Linked DNA regions of Mus musculus: region 2 is linked to region 1. Evidence: chromatin loops called from intact Hi-C (ENCODE). Cell type or tissue: left cerebral cortex. All regions are shown on one strand. Each heading gives the region's core, and the rest is flanking DNA. Links, peaks and the distances in the headings are about the cores only.

Region 1 (16,124 bases), core at 4,470-12,469:
GTGGTCAGTGAGACATAGCCCAATTCTTAGTGCTTTCTACTGACTAAGGTCAAGATTGAAGGTTGGCCATCAGGGACAACTTGACAGAAACAGGTCCGGGACCTTCTTGAAGAACCAATAATGATCAGATGGTGCTCTGCCATGGCAAAGCACTGAAATATCCCCTTCCATTGTCAGACTAGCCAGTGATGTCTACTGAGGGCAACGAAGAACTCCAACTGAAGTAGAAGGGCTGGACTGCCTGATGTATTGTAACACCTATTCATTCATTTACGTTGTATCAATCATCTTTGGCTTCTGCACTGTAAAGGCACAGTCATTAAAGCCTAGAATAGTCACTATAGAGTTCTTTACAGAAAACATTACTTCTTTCCATGTGTGTGATATGTGTGCATGTTTGAACAATGTGGACACATGTGTGTATACATGTAATGGCCTGGTGTTGATGATAGGAATATTCTTAAGTTGCTCTTAAACCTTCTTCATTGAGGCAGGATCTAACAATCAAACCTGGATAGTATCCCCAACCAGCTCGCTAGGAGATCCCATCTCTACCCTACAAGGATGGAATTGGAGAGAGGTCACCATAATCTCTTGGCATTTACATGTGTCCTGGAAACCCAAACTATGGTGCTCTTGTGTGGCAAGTGCTTTAAGCACCAAGCCATTTCCCTTGGCCCAAGAAAATATCCCTTATCCCCTGTTCGAGGACACTGTTGCTCAAAGCATGAGCCAGCCAAGGTACAGCAGAGGTCCTCAACTCAGAGCGTGTTCAAAATGCAAATGGAAAACATCACCCTAAATGTGCTGAATGCAAATATCTGTGCAGGGGTGTGTGCTCTGACAAGCTCTCTGGGTAGTGCTCACACAAACTAACATGTGAGAATGTAGTTCCAAAAAGTTTAACATTCATATTGCTTAGAAACCTGTCAGCTTGGAACACACATGATATTCCTAGTTTTCCCCCAAAATAAATCCAATCTCTGTCTTTAACAATGATGCTCAGAGATCTAAAGAGGCTTCTAGCTTCCTGGAGCATCTCTTTCACTCTCCTTGACAACAGACTCATTGTCTACAAAAGTTCCCCACTCATCCCTCCATCATCTTCATTGTGAGCACCTCAGGGGCTTCACTGCTCTGGCTCTATTGCTAGAATTCTCGTCCGTAAGGTGTTTTTGCAGAATTAATACTGGTGCACTCTCCTGTAGTAAGCAAATAGCAGAGTGCTTGTGGACTGGAACCTTGGACTCAGACAAGCAGAATTTATACCCTGGACTGGTCCTATTAGAGGCCTGTGACCTTGGCCAAGTGCCTTAATCTCTTTCAGCCTGTGAAATGAGCACAGTAATTATAGCATCCACCTCTTGGGGCCATTATGAGAGTCAAATGAGCTAATGCATGCATAGCTCCCCTTGATGGATGCTCAGAGTAATATTATTAACCAGTGGCCCATCACAAACTCTTAGCCTGTTCAGAGTCTTGTCACAGCTAAGAAGGGAGTAGAAATGGTCAGTTGATGTTGCATGCATGACTTAGTCTTGGATTGAAGAGATGGCTCAGTGTTTAGTACCTGATGCTCCTGCTGAAGACTTGAGTTTCCTTTCCAGCACCTGAGCTGGGTGGTGCACAACAACCTGTAACTCCAGCTCCAGAGGATTCAACACCTTCATCTGGCTTCCATGGGCATACACACACACACACACACACACACACACACACACACACACACACAAATAATCATGTTTAAAAGACAGCTTACCATCACTCTATCATGAAGGGTGTCATCAGTCTTGTATTTGTCCCCATCCTGGATTTGAGCTTTTGTAAACCATACTTTTTAGCCTATTGTCTTTTCCCAGTGGTCATTCAGCATTTTCAGACACCTGGTAGTTCAGTAGTTGTTAAGTGGTTGCAATATGTCAGGCCCTGCTCCATGGACCTGACAGATGGAAGTGAACATGAGCCTTTATTCTCAAGGCTGTATTAGTGTACAGCATGTCCACCAAAAATCACAAGCAGAACTGTGGAAGAGAGCGGGGTGATCTGGTAAAGCCAGGGCAGAGTATGATCTTTTGGACCCAAGGGAAGTTCCTGACGCGCATCCCTGAGTCCTAGGAACCTGCAAAATAAATGGAAGACTACAGCTCTATGTATCATATGATTTGGGAATCAGGCTAAGTCACACTGATTCTTTACAATTTCTGTATTTCTGTTCCCAAGCAAACATGTTCCGTCTTCTCTCATGGTATAAATATGAAGCCCATCCTTCTCTGCAAAAATGTTCATGCACTGAAGGGTCTACAGTTGGTAGTAGTGTTGGAAGGAGATGGGATCATAACTTTGTCAACTTTATCAATGGGTTAATCAATGATGAGTTAATAGCAGGATAGACTATTAGGAGGAGTGGTCTATTTAGAGAAATTAGGTTAGTACTGGGGCATGCCAACCGAAAGCGCAACTCAGAGCTGGGGAGATGGGGATTTGCTGCTTTTGCACAAGACCTAAGTTCAGTTCCCAGCACCTATGTTGGGCAGCTCACAACCACCTGCTCCAAGCAGCTTTCTTCTAAAGACCTCCATGGGGCCTACACTCATGTGTATACATCCGCTCACAGACACACGACATTAACATAGTAATTAAAAATAATGTTTTAAAATCTTAAAATGTACCTATTATTTCAAGTCCCTCTCTTTTCACTCTCTCTTTCCTTTATGACTTCCATGGAGTGCTCGGTTTTCTTTACCATGTACCATGACTGTGCTGCTTGGTATTTTGCCAACTTGTTGCAAAGTCATCTGGGAAGAGAGAAACTCAGTTGACAAATTGCCTCGATCATACTGTGAGCCTGTGAGCACATCTATGGAGGCATTTTATTGATTGCTGATTAATGTGGGCAGGCCCAGCCCACTGAAGACAGTGCCACCTCTTAGCAGGTGAACTTGGGCCAAAAAAGAAGCCAAGAGCAAGCCAGAGAGAACAAGCCAGTAGATAGTATTACCCAGTAGTCTCTGCTTCAAAGTCTCTGCCTAATCTTCCCTTGATGGTGGATGATAACCTATCAGACAAAAGGAACCCTTTCCTTTCCCAAGATGTATGTGATCAGTGTTTAATCCAGAAAAGCAGACTGTGGCAGTGATAATCTGCCTCTCACCGGTTCAAAATAAACAGATCCAGACAGCCACAAATAGAAATCTCAAAATCATCAACCAAAATAAATGTTTCAGTCTTTCAAATGTCTTTCTTAAATATTTTGTCATAGTAATGGAAAAGCATCATACTTCTTAGCTTTGATTACATGCATCTCCTCTCTGTATGTTGCACTAAGAACCCAGAGAAGATGGAAATCAGGGAGCCTTCTCCAGTGGACATCTGTTGGTTTTGCTTCATCAATATTTCTCTCCTTTCTTCTGCTCTCAGCCCTATCACTGTCCTAGGAAGGATCACTGTTTGTGCTTCTACCATAGCTTTGTTTACAGCTTTAGTAGAACTGACGGGACTCACTCTTGCTAGTCACAGAACCAGCCCAGCTTCAGCCTCAGCAACTTCTTTAGATAATCAGAGCAGAGACTCTTGACAGACAGCCTAAGGCCTTTTACCTGGGTAAGTTTGGGGTTTTAACTTCAGTTGATCCAGAACATGGTATCACAAGGATGTGAGTCCCACACACATTCTCTGGGTCCGGTCAACACTGTGTTCCATGGGGGAGGTCTTGGAACTCAGTGGTCCAATTCTAAGGTAGATCCTTGATCAAAGTTGTATTGGTGAGATTTGGCCAAGCATCTTTAAAAAGCTCTTTCCCCAACAAATCTGGTTCCCATCGTTTCTTCTGCCTGCATTAGGCTATAATATATTAACCTCAGAGAAACAGTCACATGCCTGTGGTTTGTTATGGTTTGAACATACAATGTTTTTCCATGGGCTTGAAGGCTTGGTTCCTCACCGTGATGCTAACTTGCAGAAACTGTGGAAGGTGAAGCCTAACAAAGGTAGGCAAGTCATCTACACAGAGTGGGAATGGAAAGGCCCCTGGGTCCCTTTTTTTTTCTGATTCTTGTCTTCCCATGAGGTGGAAACCTTCTTTGCTACACATTCCTGCCATGATTGTTGGCTTTAGGCCAAGCAACAGCCAAAACGACTCCTTCCTCTCCATTGCTGCTTCTGGCAGCCATTTAACCACACTGGTAAGAAGGTATACTGACATATCATCAGGTGTAAAACTCTAATAAGATAAAGGACACGTGTTGTCATACACCTTGTACTTTCCCAGGCAAACATTCACAGGCACATTGCAGATGGTCCTCAGCTTACAGTGCTTCCTTCTATTTATAAGTTTCCAGCTTTTGATAACATAAAATGATACATATTCAGTGGAAATACCCTTTAGAACTGAAATCCAGCCTTGGCTCCTTGTCAGCCAAGCAATTATAAGGTCAACAACTATCTTCTAACCATGCAGTGCATTGCTAAGCAAGAATACTTGAAAAGTTATGTGTGTTGCTTTATTTAATTTATATTTTTTAGTGTATAGGGACTTAGCAAGGCAAGCCCTCAGCCTAAGTCAAAGGGTGTCTGTTATAGGACTATTTGTAGACATAAACAAACACCTGCTCACCCCAAGTAGGAAACTGAGAACAGAAGTAAGAAGATCACTAAAGTTCAGCTTGGTGAACCACTGAGATTTATTGAAGTTACTTACAGGAGTATAGTTGAAGGATAACTTATAAGAGCAGAAATGACTCAAAAGCAGCTGCATCACCAAGTCCTACCCCAACATGAAAACTGTGAAGCATACTACACAACCTGCAGGCAAATCAATAAGTTAAAGAATGCCTTTCAGCTGGGCAGTACTGCTACATGCCTTTAATCCCAGCACTTGGGAGGCAGAGGCAGGTAGATTTCTGAGTTCGAGGCCAGCCTGGTCTACAGCATGAGTTCCAGGACAGCCAGGGCTATACAGAGAAACCCTATCTCTAAAAACAAGAGAGGGAGAGAAAGTGTGTGTGTGTGTGTGTGTGTGTGTGTGTGTGTGTGTGTGTGTGAGAGAGAGAGAGAGAGAGAGAGAGAGAGAGAGAGAGAGAGAGAGAGAGAGCGCCTTTTCAGGTAGGTTGGAGGTTGGTCTCTGTTTCTTCAGGGTGCCTCCTTCTGGGTCTGAGCTTCTTTCCAGGCAGTTCAGCTTATCTAAGAGTATCTCTGAGCAGTCTTTTCAGCTTATGTAAGTTTAGGAAGAAAGAGACCTAGTGTATCTGATCAGTTTCAGGAATTTCCTGAAACATTTCTGTTGTTTATTTCCTGAGTTTATCTAGTTTCCCTACATGGCCTTGGAACATCATGTGTCTTAAAGAGCTTTTCTTCAAGATGGGGGGTGGTTATCTTGGAGGAAATAACAACTGTGTTAGTTTGCTTTTTCTTGCTGTGACCAAAGTACCTGGCACAGACAACTTAAATGAGGAGAATTTATCTTTGATTGTGGTTTAATGAATCTGTTCATAGTTGCTTGGTCCCATACACTTGGTCAGAATATCACAATAGTGGCAATGTGTGGAAGAAGGAAGCTGCTTATTTCATGGGTACCAGGAATCAGAGAAAAGGGTGCTGAGATGGTAGAATCTCCTTTACTCCCTTCTAATTCACCTACATTCCAAGCATATGGGATGGTGCTGCCCACATTAAGTATGGACCCTCTCCATTCAATGAGAATTCATTGAAATGACCTGAGAGACCAAAGGCATGTTTCACCAGTCTCCTTAGTGATTGTAAATCCAATCAAGTAGACAAGGAAGAGTAACAATCATAAGGAATGAATGGACATCTGCGTTAGCTGAAGTAGAGTTGAGAAAGAACCAGGAAGAAGAGTGTAGATATAGTGGGACTTTCTCAGACCTACCAGCAGTATAACTAAGACACAGAGGCTTCTAATATAGTTTAAAGCTTAGGCCTTTTGCTTCTGCAGTCTCTCATCTAGCTTATCTAACTTAACCTGACTATCTGGCCTATGATCCACCCCATGGCTAGCTCTATACCTCTCTGCTCTGGTGTAATTCACATCTGTTCCTTCCATGTCCCTCTCAATTCTCCCATTTCTGTTTTTATCTTCCCTCTACTGGAAGTTCCACGCTCTTACTTCCTGCACCAGCAATTAACCATCAGAGCTTTATTACAAGCAATCAGTAGTAAGACAACCTCTGATACATCTCTATACTGCCTTTAGGCATGTGAGGAAGGATGAATATTCACAAAATACAAAACCCCGAGGTGGGCCATAATAATGACAATACCAAAATCCTGCCAGCACTTAGCTCTCTGCAAGTACCAGATTAATAATTGAAAATCCAGAGATATACCTTTATACAATGTAGAGAAATATTACCCCCAACAGGGAGGGGAGGAAGAGGGAAAGTGGCAGGAGAGAATAGAGCATCAAGGTATAGGTGTTCATGTTCTGTAAGAGTGTGTGAGCTTTGTGAGCTTTGGACGAATGCTCTGTCTTAGGGCTCCTATTGCTGTGATGAAACACCATGACCAAAAGCAACTTGGAGAGGAAAGAGCTTATTTAGCTTACATATCCTGAATCACACACAGTCCATTAGGGACGCCAAGGCAGTAACTCAAACTGGGCAGAAACCTGGTACCAGGAACAGGTGCAGAGGCTATGGAGGGGTGATGCTAACTGGCTTGTTTAGCCCGCTTTCTTATAAGACCACCAGGCTGGGGCTGGCACCACCTACAATGAGCTGAGCTCTCCCACACCCATCACTAATTAAGGAAATGTTCTACAGGCTTGCCTACAGTCCAGTTTTATGGAGGAATTCTCTCCATCCTCTCAGATGAGTCCAGAATGTGTCAAGTTGAGATAAAGCAAGCCAACACAGGCTCGTTATGCGGAGGAAATGAAAGGTCACTTTACTCCAGCATTTGGAAGGAAAATGGGCTGTGGTGGGAACAGTGGTGGTAGGTATCTAGAACTTTGAGAAGTCAGTCAGTCCTGGTTTTCGAGAAGCTACAGGTCCTGGAGAGTAGCCGCTCTGACTGTCTTATTGGATGGGTGGAAGTGGCCAATTCTGGTTCACAGTCTAGCAGTGTAGCTATCACATTACTACGCTATAAATTAACATTTCCACGTGAAACTGAACTTGAAATGCAGCTCAAATCAATTCCACCACCCCCTCCTCAATCCTGCCTTGCAGTGATTGCCCTCTGATTCTTATTGAACAGTCAGTGAACCCAACTGGCCTCCACTCCATTTCTGCTGTCAGAGGGGCAGAAAAGGAGGATTCTGTTCATCCTACAGTAATAACTCAATCCAATGATGTTGCTTTTGCTACCGACTGGCTCTTTGTTTTTGCTATTGTTCTTTTAATCCCGGTCATTATAATTGGCTTCTTTTGTGAACTCAAGCACTGTTTGAAATGTCATTCTCTTTCATTTCTCTTCTGCTTTGAAGGAAGTTTCTGTGCATAGCCACCAGTGGGAGGCGTGCTCCATCCTCTGCCACTTTATGCTACGTTACACAGCAGTGTCATGACTCTCAAAGATGCTTCTGCCTTTCAACTTCTTGTGATCTATTTGTGCAATACACATGTTAAATTAGAAATTCATTTGTCACTCCCAGATAATAATGTTCAAAATGGTGCTTCCTGCATGAATCATTATCTCCAGCTTAGAGTTGTTTTACTTATGAATATTCATGAGGCCAGAGATGGAAAAGAGATTTGTTCAACCTGTTTCCTGGAGAAGACTCAGATGGTTCAGTTCAATGTTTAAGTTTGGCCTTCTAGGGCCAAGCCCAGCATAGGCAGTGCCACCCACAGAGAGAAACCCTGCTCTCTCTGGCAAGCAGGTTCCAGTGTGTGTGGGGGGGGGTGAGGGGGTGCTGGTATCCACGTGCTCAGGGAAATGTCCTGCTTGTCCACTCATGGTGACTGCCTGGAACTCAACAGAAGGTAAAGAAGCAATCGGAATGGAAGTGGCCTCCCAGTATCCATTATACATCCCAGCTGGAGAATCAAGAAACCATGTGGAGACGCCTGCTGGCTCTGCCTCTGGGAAGCAAGAATGGAAATTAGGAGTCTAAAGAGAGATGAATTTCAAAGAGAGACATATGTTGTGGGACCGGCTGCTGTAGAGGTGAGCAAAAGAGGCTATTACCAAGTGAGCATTGGAATGTCAACTGAAGGAAAGGTGAGACCTTTAGCGTAACCTGAGCCACCTGGAATTTCATAGCAGCTTGGCCACATCTGGATGATGTCATACCTACCCGTGCCTTTTAGCTTGCTATGGTTTGAGTTTAAAATGTCATCACCAACAGGCTCATGTTTTGAGCGTTGCTCTCCAGCAGGTGGCATTATTTTGGAAAGCTATTGAACCATTAGGAGGTGGAGACTAGAGGGTGGGAGGAGTCCTAATTTAGACTTTGTTGACAGTAAAAGGGCATGCTTCGGAATCTGCAAACAACTTAAAGCAAGCAGTGGGGGTCTGAGCGTCAAATATGCTACAGAGTATAAGACAGAGACGATACAGCAAGAATTTCTACCTGGAAAAAGGAGAGAAATTTTGAAGAAAGAACCCAAATGGTTCAAGAGAAAGCTAAAATCCAAGAGGCAGCTTCCTTAAAGTGTATCCTTAAGCGGCTGTGGGATAGCAGTGCTCAGGTAGCCATGGCTGCAGGGTGACCAGTGCAGCTCAAGATGTCTCATATAGCCACACAGGCCACGCCCCACACAGCCCTACACTCCACCACCAAGCCACTGGTCAGCAAAGTCTACCAAAAAGGGCAGGGTTGCAAACGTTTGGGCCTTAACAATTGTGTAGTCTCAAGCACAACTGTAACTCTGCTGCTCTAGTACAAAGAATATGCAAGCCCATGGGCACAGCTCCTACTCCACCTTAGCGGCAGAATTAAGTGGAGAAAAGGCTTGGCGTGTGGGTTGCAGTTCACTGGCCCTGATGTAGATTACGATGGTTGGTGTAGCCCAGGCATAGCAGTGCTGTTGAAAATACCCATGATGCCCTTCCTCCCATGCCTGCAATCCCTGAAAAACTGGATAGGCCAGAAGAAACCTGACTTTCAATGAGAATATTGTGGAGTGAGGGGATTTTCAAGGCCATAACGAATGATTTGGAGGCAGCCATCAGAAGAATGACCAGAGAGTATCAGGGGAGTCTCCGGCCATTCGCTGCCAGACCCCTGCACTGGAAGAAGAGTAGGCGTGGAAACAGAGGTGATGTTTCACCTTGGAGCACCTGAATTTATTTCTGAGCCAAATCAAGGCAGGAGGAGGAGGGGAAAGGGTCCCAGAAAGAAGAGACAAACAACCCCGGAGACATTTGAATATGAATAAGCATTTGCCAAAACTGAGTTAATATGAAAGAACCAACTTCTTGTGCACACCTGTCCTGGGCACAGATGGGAATGAGGCCACAGATGAGACTACGGAAAACAGAGAAGAGACTCCCAACCCTTGCTCGTCTGTGGGGTAAGGCCATATTCTGGATCTGAAACATCCCCCAATGGCTTACAGAGGCAAGGTTTGGTCCCTGCCTAGTGGTACTACCTGGAGGTGATGGAAACCTTAGTCAGTCAGTAGGGGCAGGCTGGGAGAGGTAGCTCAATGGTGTGTTGGGATACTGGCCATATCTCTTCCATCACAAGGTGAGCAGCTTTTGTATCACGCTCTCTCTTTCACAGTGTTTAGTCCCAAAGTGCTGGGGCCCATAGGGTGAAGGCATCCATAGGATGAAGCCTCTGCTACTGTGAGCCAGCATGAGCATTTCCTCCAGAGAGCTGACTCACCTCAGGTTATTTTGTCACAGCAGCAACTAATACATCTAATAAAAATTCTATGTCTTCCACATATGGGAATCCATCCAGGTATCGGTTCGTTCTATTGCAGGGCATCCATGCTAGATACACAAGGTTACGAAGAGCTGACCTAGGGCTAGAAGGACAATGCTAGTTTTTCTGCAAATCTTATTGTGGTACAATAAACTCAATGAAATTGACAATTTTTACCATCTCTACATTTACAGTGATACTTTTATACACATTTACAATGTGTAACTATAACTGCTATCTACCTCCACAACAGTTTACATACAAAACTGAAGAAGCTCTTTACAGAATTTTTTTTACAGTGCACCAGCATTTGGTTCCCAGCACCCACCCTGGGAGCTCACAACTGCTTCCATCTCCAGCTCTGGGAAATTTGATACTCTCCTAGACTCCACAAGTACCTATGCACATACTACCCCCATATATGTGCAGTTAAAAATAAAATGAAATCTTAAAAAAAAAAACCCTGAGGCTTTTAATTCTTTAGCCATAACTATACAGTATTGCCTTGCCCTTGGCCCCAAAACCACTATTTTTCCTTCTGTGTCTATGAACTGACTCTCTTCTATCCATCACGTAAATAGAATAATACCGTCTATTTCCTATTTGCCTGTATCATTCCACATAACATGTCCCTAGGTTCATTAATGTTGTTACAGGTGTTAGACTTTCCTTCCTCTTTAAGGCAAAGTATTCCATTGTATGGATATACCAGAGTGTGGGTACCCTCTTGTCTGCCAGTGGACATTCAGGTCGTTTCTAGGTTTTAGCTATTTTTAATATGCAGCATAATAACTACCAGAGGCAGGGTGACATTCTTTATGGTAACCTGATCTCTTGGGAACTAACCCAGTTCCAAAAGAACTATATTAATCCTTTCCAATGGCTACATTTAGGATGAGCACCGTTATGGTCTTAACATGGTCAACCAGCCTGGAACAATTTGTTTTCTTCCTTTCTTTCCTTCTTTCTCTCTTTCCTTCTTTCTTCCTTCCTTTCTTTCTTTTTTCATTCTATGGCAATCTTTAGAATGACATTAGTCTAATGGAAGAAAGTCAGACAAGAAGGACAGGTATTATGGTTATAAGAATCTAAGGTGAGGAAAAATACTATAGGGTTCTGCAGGTTTTCTAGGCGTACAGCATAATTGTACTCCATTTGCTAGGGACAAGTGAGAAGACATCAAGGCAGAAGAGGATTCTAAAGGACAGCATGTACAGCATCCCTGGCACCCAACATGTAGTCCATGGACCCTGAATTAATGTGTTCCTGTTACCATAACAAAATATGTGGATCTGCTTGCAAGGAAAGCTGACAATTCCAGGAACACAGAGCATGACACCAGAATTCACTCAGCTCTAGCAAGGACCTAATGAAAGACAGCAGGATGGGAATGGAAGCTCATGAGAGACCAACCATGAAAGGAGACAGGAACAACTTACCTTCCACAGCCCAGTTCACAAGAGAATGATCCTAGTCCCTTCCAGTCAGGCCTATCACTTCCCAATATTGCCACTCTAGAGACTGAGCTTTCAACACATTGACCCTTGAGGGTCTCACACTACATCTTAGCCCTGAGAAGTCTGTATCATCAGCAGTGTCTGGGAACATGCTAGAAATACAGAGTACGAGGTTACACCTTGGGTATGCTGAATCAGAGTCTGTGGTTTAACCAGATTGTTGAGCAGATTATATACATGTCAAAATTTGGAAAAGAATAGCCAGCCTGGTTCTGTACTATAGGGCAAAAAGCCTGAAGGTTCTTGGGCTCCTAAAACCTCCATGATGCACAATCAGGAAGCCAAAATCCCACTGGGCTGTGCTGCTTGGGATCCCCAGGGGATAAGCTGCATCACCACTTTCCAGGACATGCTCCAACTGGGAATTCCCAAGCACCAACTGTGGAGATCAGAATTTCCTCCCATTCCCACCTTACAAAACACACACAGGAAGCCAGAGAATAATGCAATGTCAAATCAAAGAAAAGGTGAAAAGAGAAGGAAGGTGGAGAAAGGGAGGGGAGGAACGGGGAAAAGAAAATAGACGAGGAGAGAAGAAGAAAGGGGGAGAGGGCATAAGAGACAAAGAAGATGGAAATGGGGAAGAGACTGGGAGGAAAGATAAAGGAGAGCCATAAAAGAAAAGATGAGTGTTAGTCCTCGCCTGCTGATTGGCCTTTGTGAACAAGGGTCTCAGGATGTGGGAGAGCTGGAGAATAGGGTCTCTGGCGGCAGTGAATATGGCTATGGATGGCATAAACTACCTGGGAGATTGTATTGGAATTAGAGGGTTCTAGATTATATAGCTCAAGTCAGTGGGGAGGGGAGGAAAAAGAAAGACAAGGAAAGAAGTGTTGCAGCAGGGGGCTGGGATCTTCCTAGCAAACCTACTAGGTTAGCCTATTGCTGGTGATTTCTGAGAAGCCAGTTCTATGGAGGGGGAAACTGGCTCTATTTGTATGTAGCCTTTGTCTCAATGGAGTTGAGTAGCCCTAAGCCTAATTTGGGTAGGAAGAGTGGACCCACTCTTGCCATGCTCTCTGAGAGCTGTCCTGGTTATGGGCTGTGCTCTATGTCCCTCATCTGGCTTGGAAACCCATAGGTGGGGTTGAAATGGGGTGGGAGTGGGGTTTCAGGAGAGAAATGGATAAAAGACAAAAGGGGACACAAAATGAAGGACAATGAACAAAAGGTAGAAGAATAACAGATATGCTCTTGAAGACAAACAAGGATGAACGAGATGATGACAGAGAAAGAGGGAAAGGGACAGAAGAAGAACCAGGAAACATGTGAGCAGCATACACACTGTAAAACTCTGTCCCCAGGAAGCAGGTAGAGTGAACTCACTCCTAGACCCTTGGGTTCAAGACTAAGGAACTTTCCCATGTGGTGTGCTCTCATCAGCTTGGCCCCTGTTGTGTCAGACATCACCAGGTAACTGAGTGCCTAGAGAACTCCTTAGCCCCTTAGCTAATCCCACCCTCTTGGCCTGCTGTCCGGCCTCCCAAACCCTCTTCTTGTTCCATCATCCATCATTCCTGCTCTTCCTTTCCCTTCCCTTGATCCTAAATGTAGTATACAATATTAACTGAGTGATAAAACTCATATGATTTGCTCAATAAATCTAAAGCATTAACAAAACAAACAAAAAAACCCCAGCTGCAACAAAGTAAGGACAGAAGGAAACATCCCCTTGTATCACAACTTAATCTTCAGCATGAAGGACATAATGTCTCACAGCTATTGTCACAGCGAGAACTAAAAATCTGTCCCTCTAAGGTCCAGAAGCTGACAAGGATGTATTTTCTCAACACTTCCATCTGATGCTGTATTCGAAGTCCCATCCTAAGCAACTAGGTAAGAAAAAGAAATAAAATGCATCTAAATACAACAGGAAGAAATGAAATTGCCTTTATTTCATGACATCATCTCAGAGAGAAAATCTGAGAGACATTAAGGAAGATGGCCACAGAACAAGCCTATAATCTTAGTTCTTGGAAGGCTGCGTGAGGTATAAGGATCTAAAATTTGAGGCCAGCCTGGACTACACAGGAAAATAGAGTAACAGGCTGAGAAGATGATTCAGTAAGGTGGTTGTTTGTTTGCTGTTTGTGTTTCATTTTGTTTTGCTGAACGGTGAGGACTGGAGTTTAAACTCCAGACTGCACTTAAATGTTGAATTGGCATGGCAATCCTAACTATAAACCCAGCATTCCAGAGATGGAAACAAGGGGTCTTCAGAGAAATCTGGCTAGCTGGAGTAGCAGGATCAGTGAGCCCTAATTTCAGTGAGAAATTCTGCCCCAATGAATCAAAGGAGAGCATCAGGGAAGACATCTCACCTTGATACACATGTGCACATGCACCTACCTGTGTGCAGACATGCATGCACACATCTACGCACATCACACAGTACACAAACATGTTGGAACTAATGAGAACTTTCACTAAAGTTTCAAATAATTATCTGTTTCTGTATCTATTGCAGTATTATTGACAATAGTTAAGACATTGAGCATACATATACCCATTGGTGGATGAAGGGATAAATATAAATAAAGTGTAATGTGGGCTAACAAAATAACTTAGTAGGTAAACACATTTGTCACCAAGTCTAAAGACTTGGTCCCCAAGAACCCATGTAGGGAAAAGAAAGAAATCAATTTTCAAGAATTGCTCTCTGATCTCCACACATGTGCAATAGCATGCCTCCCCTGAATTAACCAAAATGTAAGTAAATTTTTGAATTTTAAAATGAAATATCTCCTACCATCAAGACACAAATGAAGCAAATTTCAAAAAATAACGCAAATTTGGCCAGACACAGAGAGAGTGCTCTAATCTCTCACTTGTGTGGATCCTGAAAGCAGGATAGTGGTCAGCACACGCTAAGGCAGGGATCATGGTGAGAGCAAAGGGGATAGCTGAAGGAACTGGTGCCCGTAAACAGTATAGCTACACAGGAGCAAGGATTCTTGTGTGCTTCTGCAGAGTTGCATGACTATGGATACTAATAGGGTGTGATGCTTTTCAAAGCACCAGAAAGGATATTGAATGCTTTCACCGTGAATTGGTAGTAAGTAGTTGGAGAAACAGTTGCAGTTTGCTTCTCTATTGTGTGATAAAACACAGACCAAAAGTAACTTGGGGAGGGAAAGGTTTATTTCATCTTACAACTCCCAGGTCACAAGCCATTACTAATGGAACTCAGGGTAAGAATTCAAGGCAGGAACCTGGAGTCAGGCACTGAAGTAGAGGCCACAGAGGAACAGAACACTGCTTCCTGCCTTACTCCCCATAGCTTGCCCAGCTACCTTTCATATATAGCTCAGGACCACCCATTCAAAGCAGGCCCCACCCACGGTGGGGTTTGCTGCTAATATCAATCACAAATCAAGAAAACAACCATAAAGAGAGCCGATTTAGCAGTTAAGAGCACTGGCTGCTCTTCCAGTGGTCTCAGGTTCGATTCTCAACATACATGTGTCAGCTTATAACCATCTGTAGCTTCAGTTTCAGGGAATCTGTATATTTTTCAAAATTGTCATCACTCCAGCTCCCAGTGACAGTTTTGTCATGCACCTGGCACTGTGCTGAATACTTATAGTCTTTGTAACTTCATCCTCAGTACAAACCTATGGCAAGGTCCAGAACTCAAGGCTTAGGGCATTTTCAGAATCTGCTGTAAGTTGCAGCTATGACCAGTGGACTCTGCATCTTGCATCCTTCATCCCCATGAATCCCCCTTCCCCCAGTCATTCTCAGCGTAGCTGGCTCTCATTCCCACTGTAGCTCATGCCCTTGCCATAATCGTGCAGGCGGAGCTGCAACACATTACACAATGCATATAAACTAGAGTTTATTTTTACTTCCTGGTAAAATTGCTCCCGGCACTGATTTACTTAGCAAAATGTTGGGTTTTAAAACACACACTTAAAAAAAAAGTCAACTATCATTTTTTTGCTTTAGTTAAACCGATTGCCATTCTTTGCCTATAGTTTTCAAATTCCCATTTTTCACTTCGAGTTGACCATATCGGCCCACATTGGGAAGACAGGGCCTGTGTGGCTCCTGTGAGCCTCCTGCCCCACCTACCTGGAGTGGAAGCCCTGATACCTTAAACTCCCCTGTTCCTTGCCATCAGTATCTACAGAACACACAAACTCACAGAGAGGGCACGGAGAGGGAGGTTTTGTTCTTTCCAGGGAGTATCAACTGGTGCAGTAAGAAAGTGGAGGCAGATGTGTCTAAGCAAAGGTGGAATGAAGCTATCCTGGCCTAGTGATTAGGTAGGTGACAGACTCACAGTGAGAAGGGGGTGCTTCTGGGGCACCCCTATTGTTAAGTGCATAATTTATTAGGTTGCCAAATAAGGAAGTGGGCTTGTCCCTTCCGTGGCAGTCTTTTGGCAAGTCACTGCAAAGCCTCACTTGTCCACTGTGAAGACCCCTGAAGCAAACCCAACCTTTCTTTTCCAAGCTAGGTAGCCTTGGGAGAGGTAGACAACCTCTCTATGCTTCATAGCTCTCATCCATGAAACACTAAGAAAGATCTCTGTGCAAAGAAGTTGTAAATTTCTACCATGTCTAATGTCCCATGTAAGCATTTGCTACAAAGACCATATTAACGCATCAAGAGGAAGTGTGGATGCCAAGAGCAAGATGAGGCTGCAAGAAGAGGGAGACTCTGTGGTGGCAGTTCAGGGCCATGAAAAGTATAAGAACCCCTTAATCTCAGGCTGCAGGACGCAACTCCTTCCTGGCCTTAGCATGTCCTCTGCTGATGACAATTATAGG
Region 2 (16,124 bases), core at 2,824-10,823, 150 kb after region 1:
ACCATGCCCAATAAATGGTTGCATTTTTCCCACAAAAGAAAAATGTGGTCTCCATGATACAACCCCTACCTATTACTCAGGCACGATTCCTAGAAAATGGGGCTGAATAAGCTCCCTAGGAAGTTGTGCTGATCAGATGCTCAAAGAGCAAACTAACTTTCTTTGTGCTATTTACTGACACACACACACACACACACACACACCCCATTCTCCTTGGCTGAAGAAAGCTTCATCACCCACCTGGCCCGCTGACCAGTCAAGCCCTCATACCAGCAACGGCAGAATAGCTCATTAAGGACCAGGTTTGCACGTGAGTGCACCACACTGAGAATCACAGTGCATTTTTAGAAAATAAACTCAAATTAGCAATTGTGCTTGCTTGTCTCCTTTCCCGGCTGAACATTTCCACTCATGTTGCTAACACTTCTACTGCCACAGCCATCCATGGGGACAGAGATTCTGTACCTAGGGACTCTGGGGAAACAGGAGGGACTCTTCACACGTGTCCTACAACAGACTTGACACCCTGTAAACTGGTCTCTATGTCAAGCACTCTGGTCACCCCGGTGTGCCAAGCATCAGGTGCCTCCCATGACATTCTTATAAGATGTCAAAAGTCAGTCCCATCTTACAGGTGGGGAAGCTGAGACTTGGGCTAAGGAGTTTTCTCTGCAAAGAGCATGCCTGTATTGATCGCTTCTCTTTGCGCTGGGACAAAAATAGCTTTACGGAAGCAGCTTAATTAAGCAGGGAAGCTTAATTATTTGGGATCCCTGTTTCAGAAAGGTTTCAATCCATTACACCAGGGCTGGTGGGAGCAGCTCTCTCTGTCGACATATGCAGCGGGCTGTTTCTATCAGGCTGACACCATAGCCAAACCAGCAGTGAATATAACCTTCAAAGGCGAAAATCTCATGGTGATTTTTTTCTGCCAGCCAGACCTACTGCCTAAAGGTTCCATAGCCTTCAAAATAGTATAGCCCACATCAAAACACCAGCCTGTGTGTGTGTGGCAGGGGTGGGGGGAGGGCGGGATACATCACATTCAAACCACAACCATCACCCACGACTCATCAGTTGCTAAAGGCTTAAGCCAGAACCCAGGGGTATTATTCTAAATTCCCATTTGATTAATTATTAATTCTTTAGGTTTAAAGTCTCCGTGATTCCCTCCACCCAGCAGCCACTGTGGGAAGTGTTACACCGTGTTCAGTAAGCCTTGACTGATCTTCTGGCATGAGCCAGCTCCATTCATTCCAAGGACTTGGGACACTAGGAAATAACCTAACAAAGGTCCCAGCCTTGCGGAGAGTTGTCCTAGCAATCTGTCATGCCGTCATCCTTCACATTCTCCTGCCTCTCTCCTCCCACACAACCCATTCTCCACAATATGGTGCATTTTGTAAAAATGCATTCTGACTAATACATTAAAACATGATGTACATTAATGATCATGCAGTTCTGTGTATACATTGCATAGGTTCAAACCAGGATTAAAAAAAAAAACCTGTATCTTCAAACATACATCACTTCCTTATGACAGAAACCATGCAATATCCATTCTCCTTATTTCTTGAGCTATGCCATATGTTATGACATTTTATAGACAACCTGTAGGCAATTCCTGGAAACTTGATTGTATGATTTGTGGCTCCTGCTACCTCGAGGACTGCAGTCTATTCTCTGTAACTGAAAGCACGCATCCATTCGCACCCTGGCCCTTGCTCCCCGTTTCTCCTCTCACTGTTTCCCTTCCTGTTCTTCCCCATTGGACTTTTCTTAGGTTGTTTCTTTGTTTACTTCTAACCTCTTAGTTTCTATTAGGGAGTGTCTTCCTACCCTGCATGTGTCCTTATATTTCCTGCATGAGTTTTCTTTCTGCATGAGCCTGGGGATGTAGCTTACTAGAAGAGTATTTGCTCAATTTATCCAAGATCCAGGGCTCAAATCCTAGCAGTGGAAAAGGATAGGTAGTTGCAGTTTCTGCATAGCTTCTACCAGGTCAGCTTTCGTGACCTCTGCCTTCCCAGACCACACTCAGGCCCTCTACTGTAGGATCTGTTAACATTAGCTCTTTCCTGCCCTCACGTGAGTTCTGCTCAAAGTGCTCAAAGCCCACAGGTTGCACTCTTAGAAAGCAGAGCTCGAATCTGTCTTATCAGCACCACGGTCATCTCTTAGGACTTGTTTGTGGCAATGAAGAAATGAGAGAATGCTAAGGAAGTATTGTACTCATAACTAGGAAGTGGCAGGAACAGGATTTGAACTTCAAAGCCCACATTCAATACCATCCATGTTCTTCTATGAGGAATGTTAAAACACAGGTTAAGTGAGTTTGGGACAGGGAAATGCAGCTGTTTGTCATAGCTCCCTCTGGCCAAAAATGAAAGCATAAGCTGAGCAGACAAGGAAGACAATGGGAGATGAGAGGCAGCATAAGTTTGTCATCTTAGGTCACGGGGTTAATCAGTGTTAGCCGTGGTCATTAGCAGAATGGCTTTTGAAACAATAGATCCACTTGCAGAGAATAAGAGACTGCGGGGTGTTCCCTAAATGGAGCACATGTATCAACCACTTCCTAAATGGAGCACATGTATCAACCACTTCCTAAATGGAGCACCACTTCCGCTAAGGCTCAAGGATCACCAAAGAAGAGTCAGAAAGACTGTAAGAGCCAGAGGTGCTGGGGACTGCTGTTAGCAGTGTTTTCTGGACATGACAGTGACATTGCGCTCATGAACTCACAGCTGGGACCAACACAGATGGAGCTAGCCTAAATCCCAGCAAAGATTGAGAAGGGCCCAAAAAGACCCACCCTCTCTCTGAGAAGCCATTGGCAGGTGATGGAAGAGGATAAGTCAGATCAGTTGGGCTTTTGGTTGGTTGGTTGGTTGGTTGGTTGGTTAGGTAGTTGGTTGGTTGGTTAGTTGGTTGGTTGGGTGGGTGGTTGGTTAGGTAGTTGGTTGGTTGGTTAGTTGGTTGGTCAGTTAGGTTGTTGGTTGGTTGGTTGGTTGGTTGGTTGGTTGGTTTCTAGATGCATCCCCTGATAGGCTGCCCATGTTCCAGGGGTTTTCCCTATACCCATGCACACAACAGCACCAAGTGGACCCAGTGAATTTAAAACAGAGTGCATGAAGTTGAGCAGGAAAAGTAGTCAGAAGCACAGGAGGGAGGGGCAAGTAGATTCAGCCATGATATATTACATTCACGTATGACGTTCTCAATGCTTTTTAAAAACAAATCATGATATATTCAAATGAAGATATATTTTAGATGTTGCTTTGTCTTTTAGTCCAACTAGAATGATTAAAGTTAAGGGTCTGGGCAAAGGGAACATTCTCCCCTCAAATTATACATAGTGAGGGGCAAATTTGGCCAGGAACTAGGGTTTATTACATCATTTTCCCAGTTGGTTCCATGAGCCTCCCATCAACTAAAAAATGAGGCATGCTTAGTCATTGCTGAGTCATTCAACAACAACCCCTGGCAAAATAACATCCTAAACCCACTATTGCCCACCAGAGCTGTGGGTGTGGAGGAACGGCACTTACTTCTAGGTCAAATTTTTCTTTCCAGTGAGGAAAGATGAGTACTTTGATTCAGAGCCTTCTATGTAACCTAGGCTGTGCCCAAACTCACCATCCTCCTGCCACAAGCCCCCCAGTGCTGGGATTACAGGAGTGTACCATGGCCTGGCTCCACACGGGCTTGCATTGTAGTCACCTTCCAGCAGGACAGAGGAGGAAGCAGAGACAGGAAACCTAAAGGACTCTCAGCGCTAGTCCCCACACGTGCACAGGGAGGAAACGCTTGCAGAGGCTGAGTCGGCTCCTTCGGCTCACTGTGTGCCAGGCATGCTAAGCATGCCGCTTGCCTTGTCCGGTTAGAGTCTGGAATAACCCCATGAGGCTCCTATTTGTGAATGCATGGTGTTAAATGGGTCTTGAGTCTAACTTCAAGGGCTGGGTCCCCAAACAATGAGCTCTGTTGACTCTTGGCCTTTCAATTTCTCAAGACCTAGATGACCACTAATTGAATACTTTTAAACATCTAAAACCCACTTTCGATTAGGGAGGCAATCCCCAGTCAAAATAAGAATGGCCTCTAATGTCCTTCCAAGAACTCTACACCTGAAGAGAGCCAAGAGTTATTAGCTACATACCTGGCCTTAAATATTAATTATATGCATTCTAGAAAGTTCTAACCCACTGAGACCCACAAAAGCAACTACTGAGGATAAACCACATGTTAAACACCATGCTTTCCACATAGCCTCAGGCTATAGCAGAACCCAAATGACATCACCTCCAGCTTCCTCTCTGCTGAGCCTCCTTTTAGAGAAGTTATTAGGTGCAAGGTTCAAAGTAAGACATACGGTGAAGGATGATCACCCAAGCTCGGAGGTGTTTTCACCAAGGCTTCCTGCCTTGGACAAAGTCAGGGCTCCTAGTAGCCACAGCACAGCCACCCCTACAGTGGTGCCACCCCTGAGGTACTATGACTACAAGGCCAGGGGTCCTGTCTTTGCCTCAGTTTAGCCAGTGGGACCTACACCCTGCAGTGATTCCAAGGTAAGATCAAGCAGACTCAAGTCTCATTAGAGATTTGCACCATGAAAGTCAAGGCGCTTCCCTCTGCCATGACTGGTTAGTGTGTGTCATCCTTGGGAAGAACAGAAGGAGATGTGTTTTGTTGTTTGTAGCCTCCCAGCTGCAGAAAGACGCATCTCTGACAAGAGGAAGGATGTTCTCTCTCCTTCTGCAGGCTGAGACCAGTCCCTTGCATTTGCATATACAAAGTCCCCACAGAAAGCAAAGGAGCAAGCAGCCACTGACCTGACCAAGCTAGTTGCCCCCACCTTGAAAACTCAGGGACAACAGGGCTCTGTCCTCAACTCTCTCCAATTAAAACTCAAAGGCTGCTTCTGTGGTGTCAAAAGTCCAAATATCAAGCCAGGGGTAGTCACACACAGCTGAATTCCCAACCTTTGGAAGCAGAGGCAAGAGAGCAAAGCCATCTTTAGTTACATAGTGAGGCTGATGCTAGCCTGGTCCAGGAAACCCTGTCTCAAACAAAAGTAAAAATGAAAACATTAAAGTGTTGAGATTACAAAATTAATCACCCCACCTTCCCTCCCTCCTTCCTTCCTTCTTCCCTCCTTCCCCCCCACCCTCCCTCCTTTTCTTCCTTCTTTGTTTCTGCTAAGCGTTTTGTCCTGGGTGAGACAATAGCTCACACATAGCTGATATGGGCTCTGTCTCCCCCTTTAGTGACCCTTCTCTAAACACCTTCCCCATTTCCATTGGGCCAAGGTCAGGTGACATCACCTGTTCACAGTCACCTAGAAGTAAAACTCCCTTTTCCTAGCAGCTGTTAGATGGTTTATTGGTTGTCTATGGTCAGAGTCTCACTATGTAGCCTCAGCTGGCCTAGAACTCTCAGAAGTCTGCCTGCTCCTACTCCCATAGCGCTTGCATCAAAAGCATGAGACACCACATCTTGTAGCAGCTGGAAACTTTGACATAAGACTAAATGAGTTATCAGCAGCAAACAAGGACACTTAGGACTCCCCTGTGATAACTTAACAACTGGAATTCCAAGCAGGACTAGACAGATGGGTCAGTGGTTAAGAGCACTTGCTGCTCTTGCTGAGGACTTGAGTTTGGATCCCAGCACTCAAGCTCTGGGGTGGGGGGGGGGGGTGGTTCAGTACCTCAGCCCTCACCTGCACATAGCCCACCTCATCCCCCAACAGAAATAACCTTTAAAAAGAAAAAAATAACTCTCTGAAGACTTGCATTGTTTCTATTTGCTATGCCACAGTTACAATATAACAAGTATTGATGGGAGCCTACTACCCAGCATCTACCCAGCAATGCCTGGATGTTTCATAGGGATTACTTTGTGGAGTTCCCACAATGCCTCTGACAAAGGGGATCTCCGTGAAGGCAGCAGGAAGGACTAAACTTCTGTGGAACATCGGGTGATATCTGGAACCACTTTTGATGGTCACAACTAAGGAGGTGGGGAGGGGTTGCATTTGACTTGCATGTGTTAGGTAGAAGCTGGGCTTGTTGCTAAACAGGAAAAAAAAACTGACTGTGACAGATTCTCAAAGCAAAGAGCTGCCTGGCCCAAGATGTTCATAACACCAAGGAGGAGAAACCATGTTGTCTGAACATACTGTTTTTAATGTTCCCATTTTACAGGTAGAAACACTGAGCATCAGAGAGACTGAACAGTAACCAAGAACAAGCAAGGTCTTGGGTCAAGAGGGATGGATTTCAGAGCCTCTTTTTTTTTTTTTTTTTAGCCACACACTCATGAATGTGCTCACACATGATACTTCATTAGCTTCAGACCCACTGGCACCTGGCTCTGAGGGCATATTTCTTCTGTGCAGCCAGAGCGTCAAGCGCCTGTTCAGCATGCTAACACAAGCAGCCAGGTTATTCCCGATTCCCTGATCCCAAGGGAACAGTGACTGTCCCTTAGAGAAGAAGAATAGAAGCCCGACTCAGGAATTTGCCAGGTGCCCCCTCCAACTGCACCTGCCAGAGGTATTTCCATCTATAAATTATACTGAACCTTTGGGCCTGAAAGAACAAAAGGAAAATCACCTCCAGGAACAGGCAGGGAGGACAGGCTAGGAGAGGAGAGTGGGCATGCTATGCCTTGTGATATCCATTGCTCACGCTTCGGATCAGAAAGTAATTGCCAATTGTTATCATGTTAAGAAAGAGGCAGCCGTGGGGGTCAAACTTTCTGATTTCTTATTCAGGGAAATCTTCCATTCCCCAAACCCTCATCTAAAAAGCCAGGCCAAAGAAAGCTGCGCTCTGAAACAGGGCTCAGAAAACACAAATGATATTCTTTATAGAGTCCTTTGTGCATCAGAAAGCAAGGGACTCGATCAGACTCATTATTTCCCAACAAAGACACGAGGTTTCCTTTTAGCACCTGCTTGGTTCTTGCTATCAAAGGACCGTCTTGAACAAATGCATCCTGGCCAAGGAAGATCAAAAGAGAGCCTCCTGTCCTGGGCGAATAATATTTTTTCACATTATTTCCAGTTGAATTTGCTTAAATCTCTTCTATTTTACTATGTGTCATTATTTGGACGCTCGGCCTTGAGTTATGGCTGGCAAGGGGATAAGGAGACATTCTAGTGAATAATGTTGAGTAGCCGAGGGTGGAAAAGACGGGCAGGCCCAGGGCTGGTGGGCAGATAAAGAGAATAAGAAAGAGGTCATTGTTTTATCACAGTGAAGTTATGGATACCTGTGTCTGTATTAGGTACATGGAGGGGTCATGCGTACACAACACTTGAGGGGACTCACAGTCATGAAAATCAGTTCGTGCACATAAGTGCAGGTGCCCACAGAGACCACCAGAGGGCATGGGATCCAGTTACTGGTGGCTGTGAGCTGCTGTGTGAGTGTCGAAAACCTAATTCTGGTCCTCTACTGGAGCAGCCAGTGCTCTTAATTGCTGAGTCCTCACATGATCCTATGTTCAAGCAAATTTCTTTTTATCTCTTGCCTTGAGATAATGCAAAGAGACGTCTACGCTCTGCAAATTCCCATATCATTTCCCAGCATCCCTGGGCTTGGCAGATGGGCCATGAGAAAGGAGAGATGACCTTTTCATCAGGGTGATACAAAGCTGTAACTCGAGACGACCATGATGAAAGCTCACATATGTACATTGAGCCGTGTGCACCAGCCTTTGGTCTAAGCCGTATGAAGGTCAGGTTACTATATGAGGTAAACAAATGAAGAAATTGAGGCAGGATCATAGGTAAAAATGACAGAATGAGTCAGGCAGACATGACAGCTAACCAGGCTCCTTCTTCTTCCTATACGTCCGTTCTTTTTCTTGTAAAATGGAGACAATAAGGGACTGGAGAGATGTCTAAGCAGTAAAGAGCATTTGCTGCTCTTCCAAAGGGCCTAAGTTAGGTTCCCAGCACCCATGTCAGGCAGCTCACAGCCTCCTGTAACTGAGGCTCCTGGGGATCCACGTGCACACATGTGCAAACACACACTCATGCACACACACGTACACAGGCATAGAAATAAAAATAATAAGCCCTTATTAAAATGGAAACAATAAGCCTCATAGCTCACAAGGTTGCAGAGAAGATACAATATAGTGGTCAAGTATTTAGTACAGTGCGTGGTTCACAGTACAATTTCAATAAAAGGTAGTGACTCCAGTGGCCACTTTTTACGAGTCCCTGCTCAGGCCAGGCTCCTTGAGTACCATCTCCAGTCAGATGGAGCCCAGGTTCATCTTGGTTGTTCCTCCCAGCCTTTTACACCCTTAATGCACACACTTGTCACCCACAGGTCTCACCTCAGCCCTTGTGAAACTCTCCGTTTCGCACCACGATGTTACTTGGCCTCTAGGGCCCTCCTCCAGGCTGATGGTGTGATTTAAAGGCTATTTGGAACTTTAGATACCAAACAAATGCTCAGTGTTAAAAAGGTGTGTGGGCCCTGTGTAAAGAGGCCCTCCGAGGTGTTTCCCTGGATGTGGTCTGGTCAGCCCCACAAGACTCTCCTCCTCCCACTGACAGAGGCTGCTCCCCTCACTGTTTGCGATGGGGTCCCACCCTCTGCAGAACTCTGGTTACGAGGGTCAGAAACACACAGCTCAGTCCAACTTTATGTGGAGAGAGATAACTTTAAGGCTCCAGGGTGTTGTATCAGATGTTTCTAAGTGATCAGTACTGCAGGGCCCTGGAGAGGTCAGCCCTGCTCCTTTGTGTGAGCACTGTCCTTAAGCAAGCACTTCCTTCTCAAAGTAGAGATGACAGATCCACCTCATAGCTCACCAGCTTAGCATCCCAGGAGGAAGAAACCTCGCGACCTTTCCACGGGTCTTTAAGAAGTGCTCAGGTGTAATTTCATTGGCTCTCGCTGGGTCACATGGTGACACTTTGCCCAATCATTGTAGGAAGGAAGTAGTCTGTACTCATTGGGCAATCTCGAATCGTTTTATAGTTCTGGAGCTAGAGGCAGGAGTTGAATTATCTGGACTGAGAGTAGAAGCAATCTTTCCCCAGAGGATGTGTGGAGCATCTGTTCGAAGAGAGGAGACAGGATGCTGGGCCATGGTAAACTCTCATCACTGTCTGTGAGGTCTACCAATCTTCTGTCTGTCTGTTTCTTCTTTGCAGTGTTGAATGTCTGCCCCAGTAGATTCCAGATTCTGTCAGGTTGGAAATTATTAACAGTCACATCTAGCGTATCTGCAAGAGGTTTTCTAGACTGTGTTCACTAAAGTGAGAAGAAGTCCCACCCTAAGTGTGAACAGCTCCGTTCCTGAGCTGCCCCCACCCCCACCCCCACCCCCATCCCCTGAACTGAATTTTCAAAGGAGAAAATGAGCTGAGCGCTAGCACGCAATGCTCTCTCCTTCCTGGTGCTTAAGCGATGAGACAACCTGCCTCAGTCTCCCGCTGCCACACCTGCCCTGCTGTCACCCACTGTGAGCCAAAATAAACCCTTCTCCCTTAAGTTGCTTCTGTCAGGTAGTTTGTCGCAGCAACATGAAAGTAATCTTCTTTCAGATGTCAATCATGCAGGCCAGACCTACATCTCTCACTGGTGCTAATCTCTGCCTGCTGTTGACACCTTGCGACTGAATTCCCACAGAAGGGTGTCTACACTTAAGAGCAATATCTTCACTGAAATAACAGGATGCTGAGACCTTTATAAATTGATATGCCAGACAAGAGGGAGGCAAAAGTGAATGCTAAGTTTCCTTGCATAATACTCTGTGGGATGTGTTTTCCCCCCAAGAATATTTTAGCATTAATTAAGATAAACAATGATATATGCCGAAAGACAATTGAATCTGTTCTCAGTGAAAATGGTCTCGTGGTGTAAAAATAGTACCCAAATTATAGCATATAAAGATGCAGGGGGGGGGGAGGTACTGTAAACCTATAACATGATTAAAATAGAAACACCAGACGATAGTGATGAAGCCTTGAACAAATCTGGGAAAGGAGAAGAAAGATGGGGGAAGGAAGAAATGTCATGCTTAATGTATTCACCTCCCTCGGGGATCTACTTTATTGTGGTTCTCTTTAGTAATGACTATTTATCATGGCATGGTTAGTGTGTGTTTTCTGTGAAACTGGTGTTGTATTCTATCGCACTGTAAAGAGCTGAGTTCAAGGTCATATAGGTAGGAAATAGCAGAACCGTGCTTTAGTGATGATTGAGCTCAGAACCTCAGCCCAAGCCTCCAGTCCAAGGCTAGTATTCCCCTGGTCTCCTTTCTAGAAATCTTCCTAGGGTAGACTGAGGACACAGGAGCCAGCCTGTAGGAATTGTTCTTAAAATATTCAACAGTGTCAGGTGGCAGCAGCACAGGCCTCTACTCCCAGCACTCAGGAGACAGAGGCAGGCAAATCTCTGTGAGTTCAAGGCCAGTCTGGTCTACAGAGTAGGTTCCTGGGCAGCCAGGGTTACACACAGAAATTCTGTCTTGAAAAACTAAAACAAACAAACAAAGAAAAGATCAGTAGCTGGGGTGAGATGACAGCTCTATCGGTCAGTTCTTGCCAAGGTAGCACAAAGACCTGGGTCACACAGAGAGAGCTGAGCATGGTGGTCAACACTTGAAATTCTAGTGCTGGGGGGAGGGAGATGAGTGGACCAGCAGGGCTCATGGGCAGCCAGCAAAGTAAGGGACCTCTCACAATATGGGGCAAGTGCCTGAGGAACAGGGCCCAAGGTTGTCCTCTGCCCATCAGGTACATGGATCTCCACATGTGCACCTTCACACACACATGAACATGAACACGCACATGAACATGAGCTTCCAGTCAAATAAAGAAGCAACAAGTGCTGCTTGCAGCTCTTCATTTGCTCCTTTAATCTGCACATTATTGAAGACCGTTACTAATATGGTTACCCCTTTTTGCAAATAAGGAGAGGTAGGGATTGTGTGAGGTGAGGAATCTGATAGGAGTAGACTGTAGAGGCCTGTCTGACTGCCACTTTCTTATGCTTTGGAAAGCCATTGGTGGCCTTGAATGGAGACTGTCCAGCCCCATTTTTTTTCTAGTGTTCCCGCAGGCCTGACTCTTGATAGCGTCTCTCTATTCAGATGTGATCTTGAAAACATATTTTATGTATCCTTATTGGATGCATGTATGATGTGTGTAAGTGGGGAATCATGTGAGGAGGCCAGAGGACGGCATCCAAGACTCTAGCCTCTCGTGCCACTGTGGGTTCCTGGGAGGGAACTCAGGGTCTCAAGCCTCTGTGTCAAGTGCTAGAACTCCCTTAGCCACCTTGGCAGCCCTACATGTGCTCCATAAGAGGACCTATTTCTGTGTCGGTCTGGTAGTCCTCCAGGAATTCTTCTAAGCCTTTCAGAACTGAAAGTTCCAGAATTCCTCCAATCTTCCATGGCTCTTGGTCAGGGCTTTGCAAACAATACATCATCTAATCAAGGTCTCTGTGTGTTCTCTGGGGAAGAACTAGTTCTATACTTATCCAGGTGTTTTGAGTCTCCCTCCTGCTCCAGTACTGGGCATATGACAGAGATCTGGCTTCCTATGTACTAGCTCCCTGGGCCATGTGACCAAGCTTGATGGGGACACTGATGAAGGCTAGATCATTTTTTTCTCCGTTCTCTGGCTGCAGGAAGCATGTTGAGACCCAAAAGGACATTGTTCGCAGATGGATCATAGTCTGGGGAGGCTGTGATCATTCACCTGCCTCTTATACATCCATTCCCTCACTCATAACCTTTCATTCACTCCTCCCCCTCACTCATGCATTCACCCAGCAGGGACAGAGCACCTGCCCAATGGTTCGTGCCCCAGTCAATCCCGAAGCTTGTGTGAGCTTTATGGATCCATCCCTGCTAATGTGGGTGGGTGCAAAGGACCATCAGAAGGATGACTCCCAGTAGTCGGGGCCTCAGGGATAGCAGCAACACCAGCTTCTATAGCCCACTGCCCTGCACATGCCAAGCAGTGGGGGAATAGCTGTCATGAGCGTCTTGCCATGCTCATGGTCTGTGTTAAGGTCTCAGCGTCTTTAACACAAGACCGTTACAACCCTGGCTGGAAAGTTCGGGGTGGGGCCTCTCTCTTCCCCCAATCAACCCCACATTTGCTTTGCTTTCTTCCCAGAGAACAGCATGAATTTATTCTTCACCTTGTTTCCCTAAGCATAATTTTGGGGGGATGTAGGGGAGTGTGCCTGTTCTATGGTGCTGAGCGATGAAACTGAGTCTTGTTCATGCCAGGTGGTGGGCTGCTGACACATACCTCAATCCCCGCATAGTTCTCTACACGATGACAGGTACTTTATTGATTTTGAGGATTCTACTGTTTCTCTTTAAAGCATTGTGGAAGTGCCTAGTGTTGCCAATACATTTTTATGAGTTACTGAGGTGGGGGGTTCCATCACTGACTTCTTCAAAGTGGGGGAATGTAGGAGCCTTGAGAAACATAATTTCAATAATTTGCGTAAGTGTAGGAAAGTGAACAAGGCAGATGTCACTTCTTTTTCTTGAGTTTTCTTGTGCACGCCCATGTTGTTTGAGTTGAAGGGAACATTTGGGTATAATATGCACAGATGTGACATATTATATATTATATATTCACATTATACATCACATTGCAGCCATGAAATTATCTCAATTATATACTATTTATATTTGATTGTATGTACTTTAACTTTCTTGCCTTTCACCTGTTTCTCTCCCCAGACACACGGGGTATATCTTTTCCCATATTTCTATAAACACATGCAAATAAGTATGGTAATTACAGAAACGGACAACACTTGTTCTATAGAGAAGAGCCTTGTGGCATTCATGTTTCTATGTCTCCCTTGAGTCACAAAGCAGAAAACCCAGGTGGAAGCCCCTCCAAATAAACTGGGGTGGATTCAATGGACTCATCTTAGCAACTGTGTGGTGGTCCACAGCCTGAGGCACCTCCATCATGGAGACCCTCTTTCCCCTGCTCTTTGCCACTGGAAATCATCACAAACCTGGCTCCCCACAATCCAGCCTTGAGTTTCTCATCACTGATCCATGGATGGGGAAGACAAGAGAGCTATTTCTTCTCTATTTCTCTCATACTTGGACTTTTGAACCTAAAGCCAAGAGGCCATCCATCCCATTGGTTGGTCTTTTTTGCTTTTCCTCCTGACAGAGTAAAGACAGCACAACCCAGCAGAGGGAGGGGGAAGTTCCAAAATCAGGACAGAAGACTGGGGTGGGGATGTGTTAATGTCAAAATATTCGTCTTCCTCACTGTGCCCCTGACGGCTCCCAGAGCCTGTCCTGCACACACAGTGCACACTCACTATGGCTGCCTCTTCTTCATGCTTCAGGGTGCAGCTTAGCTGTCAGTTTGAGATAAGGAGGCAGCCTGATCACCCCTTTCCTGACCTCCACATTCCCATACAAAGAAATGTGTCTGGAAAGCAGACAAAAGGGAGCTGACACTCTTTGGGGGGTGGGGGTCTGGATTTTCATTATGAAAATTGTTTGTTTAAATTTGACAGTTGTACAGGTGATGGGACAGTTGATACCCCCAGCCCCCCCACCTTCCCACCCACCCTGCCATGCACACCCACCACTGGTGAACTATGTCCTTACACTGTGAGAACTTTGAAATGCTTGTGTTTATAAACAACTCTTCAGTTGCTGCCACTCTGAGACATACATTTGCAACACTCTTACCCATGCACACACCGGTGTCTTGTCATATCTGTGCTTCTGTGACCCTCAGACTGGGAAGAGGATACAAAATGATTGTGTGTGCTCATGCCACTGGCCTTCTTTTATTCATGTGGCATCAAAATGTAACCTTCTTTTATCCAAGGGATGAGTGGAGAATCCTCGCCCCGCCCCCCCCCCGCCCCCCACCCCCCCACGTTGAACCGAAGGTGCTGGAACCCAAGAGTGTTGGATGATCCTGCCAAAGCCAGCGAAGGGCTCTCTGCGGACATACTGGCTCTTGTGTGACACTTGTTTTAGGGACATGTACAGGGCATTTCTGGCAGCTGTTTTGCCATCCAGAGGAGGGACTCTGAAGGAAACGTAGTCAGCATGGAGTAAAGACGTAAGAGGTGATGAGAAACTGAGTCCTGGTGAACTCTCTGGAGTCCCCAAATGCAGCAGGGCCTAAAACTCAGCTACAGAAGTAAAACGCCCTGTATATAGACTGTGCATATGGTATAATGGATGCTTTATGTCTTCTCTGCATTATCTGTGTCTAATACAATGCAGGTGCCATGGAAACAGCTGTTCAGACATATTGTCGGAAAACAGCATGTTCATTAAAGGTGCAGTGTGTGTGTGTGTGTGTGTGTGTGTGTGTGTTCCTGTATATGCTGCATGAGTTCATATGTTTGTGCATCCATGTGGACAGAACTTGGTGTCAAGTGTCTTCCTCAGTTGCTCTCCATCTTATTCTTTGAGACAGGGTCTCTCACTGAACCTGGAGCTCACTGATTGTTAGAGTGGCTGGTCTTGGAGATCTTCTTGTCTCTACCTTCCCAGTAGTGCAACTTTTGGGGGCGGGGGGAAAGACAGCTGTGGGTGGTTTGATCCACAGACGTGGTGTCCGCAGACTTGTGACTAGCTATTGTGCCTCTTCCAGCTAATAGTCTCTCCTTCTTTTCTATCTCTATTACCCCGCATTTCAAGATCTCAGCCCCTCCCACACCCCTGAAAAGGCGGGGAAGGGCAAGACACACCTGCTGCCATTTGGTCTCAGGGCTGTCACACTGCACAGCAGCTAAAGTAAAGTTCCTAGAGTAGATGAATCCCAACTGCCTTCCTCGGCATCTGAGCTGCTCATTTTCTGATGAAAGAGGTGCACCTGACTATCTGATGTCTGAGTTCAGCTGCAGAGTGCCACATGGTCATCTCAGCTCCAGCAGAGGTCATGAAGAACGATGGGCAAACCCTTTAATTACTCTCAGGAATGACAGTCGAACTCTCATTTCCCTTCCGTAACAAAACACAGTGGGGCGTGCCCATGCAAATCAGGAATACACACCTCTACTGGGATGGGCTTTGAAGACGTGATCTTCACCTAGGGACTGACTTAGCATTTCTGACATCCATCAAAAGCCATGTGGGCCTCAGGCTGTCTTCTTCCTGCTCAGTAAGAGCACAGCCTCCCAGGAGAGCAGATTGGTAGAGTGGTTACAGATGGAGCTATGCTGTCTGCCCATGGGTCAAGCTGGACCGGCATCACTGGCAAAGCCAGACTGTCGCTTCTGGTGCTTTATGCAGCCACCATGCCTTTGGCAGCATGCATGGCTGTGTCTTTGTAAGGAAACCTGCTGGATCATCTTTCCTGCAGAGTAGTTAGACAGTGAATGGGGCAGGATTACCATGGATCACCACTATTTAAGCTGTTCTGCTTAATGTGGCTTTTCTATGCAAAATGCAGCAGAATATTTCATTGCAAAGGTAGGGGAAGCCTAATCCCCAGTAAGCGTTCATAAGCAGGATTACATGCAATAGGAAGCATGGCTCAAAGAAATGTACTCAATTACTAATCGGCAACTTTCTGACTAGTCCCAAATATTATCAATCCCCAGGGACCATGTGATCGCCTGTGAGTAAAGTACCTGCTGTACACCCATGGGGACCTGCATCTCGATCCTCTGTGCCATGGAAACCCTGGGGAGCACGGATACTCGCTAGCCAGCCAGTCTAGAGGACCCAGTGAGCCCAGTGATCAGGGAAAGACTCTGTCTCAAAACCTAAAGCAGAGACTGGTTGAAGAACACACTTGATGTTAAGACCCGCCCTCCACACACTCATGCACACATGGACACATGTTCACAGATGTAAAGCACACAGTTCACATATATGTGTATTTATATGTGTAGGTGTATGTCATGTATGTATATGCTTGGATCCCTCTTATTCCAACCCTGCTCATAATAGTTACCTGTTAAAATTCAATCTTGGTGATTAGTGTATAGTAATGCATTTTATGAGTATGAGTGCATCATGCAAATGTAAGATGTAACTATCCACCCAGTCCTCCTCTCTGTCCTGTTGGAGGTGGAGTTTCCTTTTTCTAGGTGTGACTTCTTTGAATCTTCATTGCATTC

Evidence for each region. A loop is a pair of places that touch in the nucleus more often than their neighbours do. Peaks named below come from ENCODE experiments on the same cell type or tissue, not always from the same donor. Only the 100,000 strongest peaks of a DNase experiment are listed, where the experiment ranks them.
Region 2: it touches region 1 in a loop (1.9-fold over the local background); 4 of 42 quality-filtered maps call a loop at or near these places.

The regions. Positions count from the first base shown.
Region 1 is chr7:117,702,071-117,718,194 of GRCm38, forward strand. No RefSeq gene overlaps it. Among named protein-coding and RNA genes, the nearest start is that of Gm34762, 49 kb to the right of the region's middle. In left cerebral cortex, for the core only: CTCF peaks have their summits at 7,485 (motif pointing right) and 8,334 (motif pointing right); DNase peaks (open chromatin) are centred at 7,554, 7,689 and 8,044; H3K27ac peaks cover 712 bases.
Region 2 is chr7:117,858,417-117,874,540 of GRCm38, forward strand. No RefSeq gene overlaps it. Among named protein-coding and RNA genes, the nearest start is that of Gm34822, 15 kb to the left of the region's middle. In left cerebral cortex, for the core only: a CTCF peak has its summit at 7,395 (motif pointing right); DNase peaks (open chromatin) are centred at 3,472 and 9,784.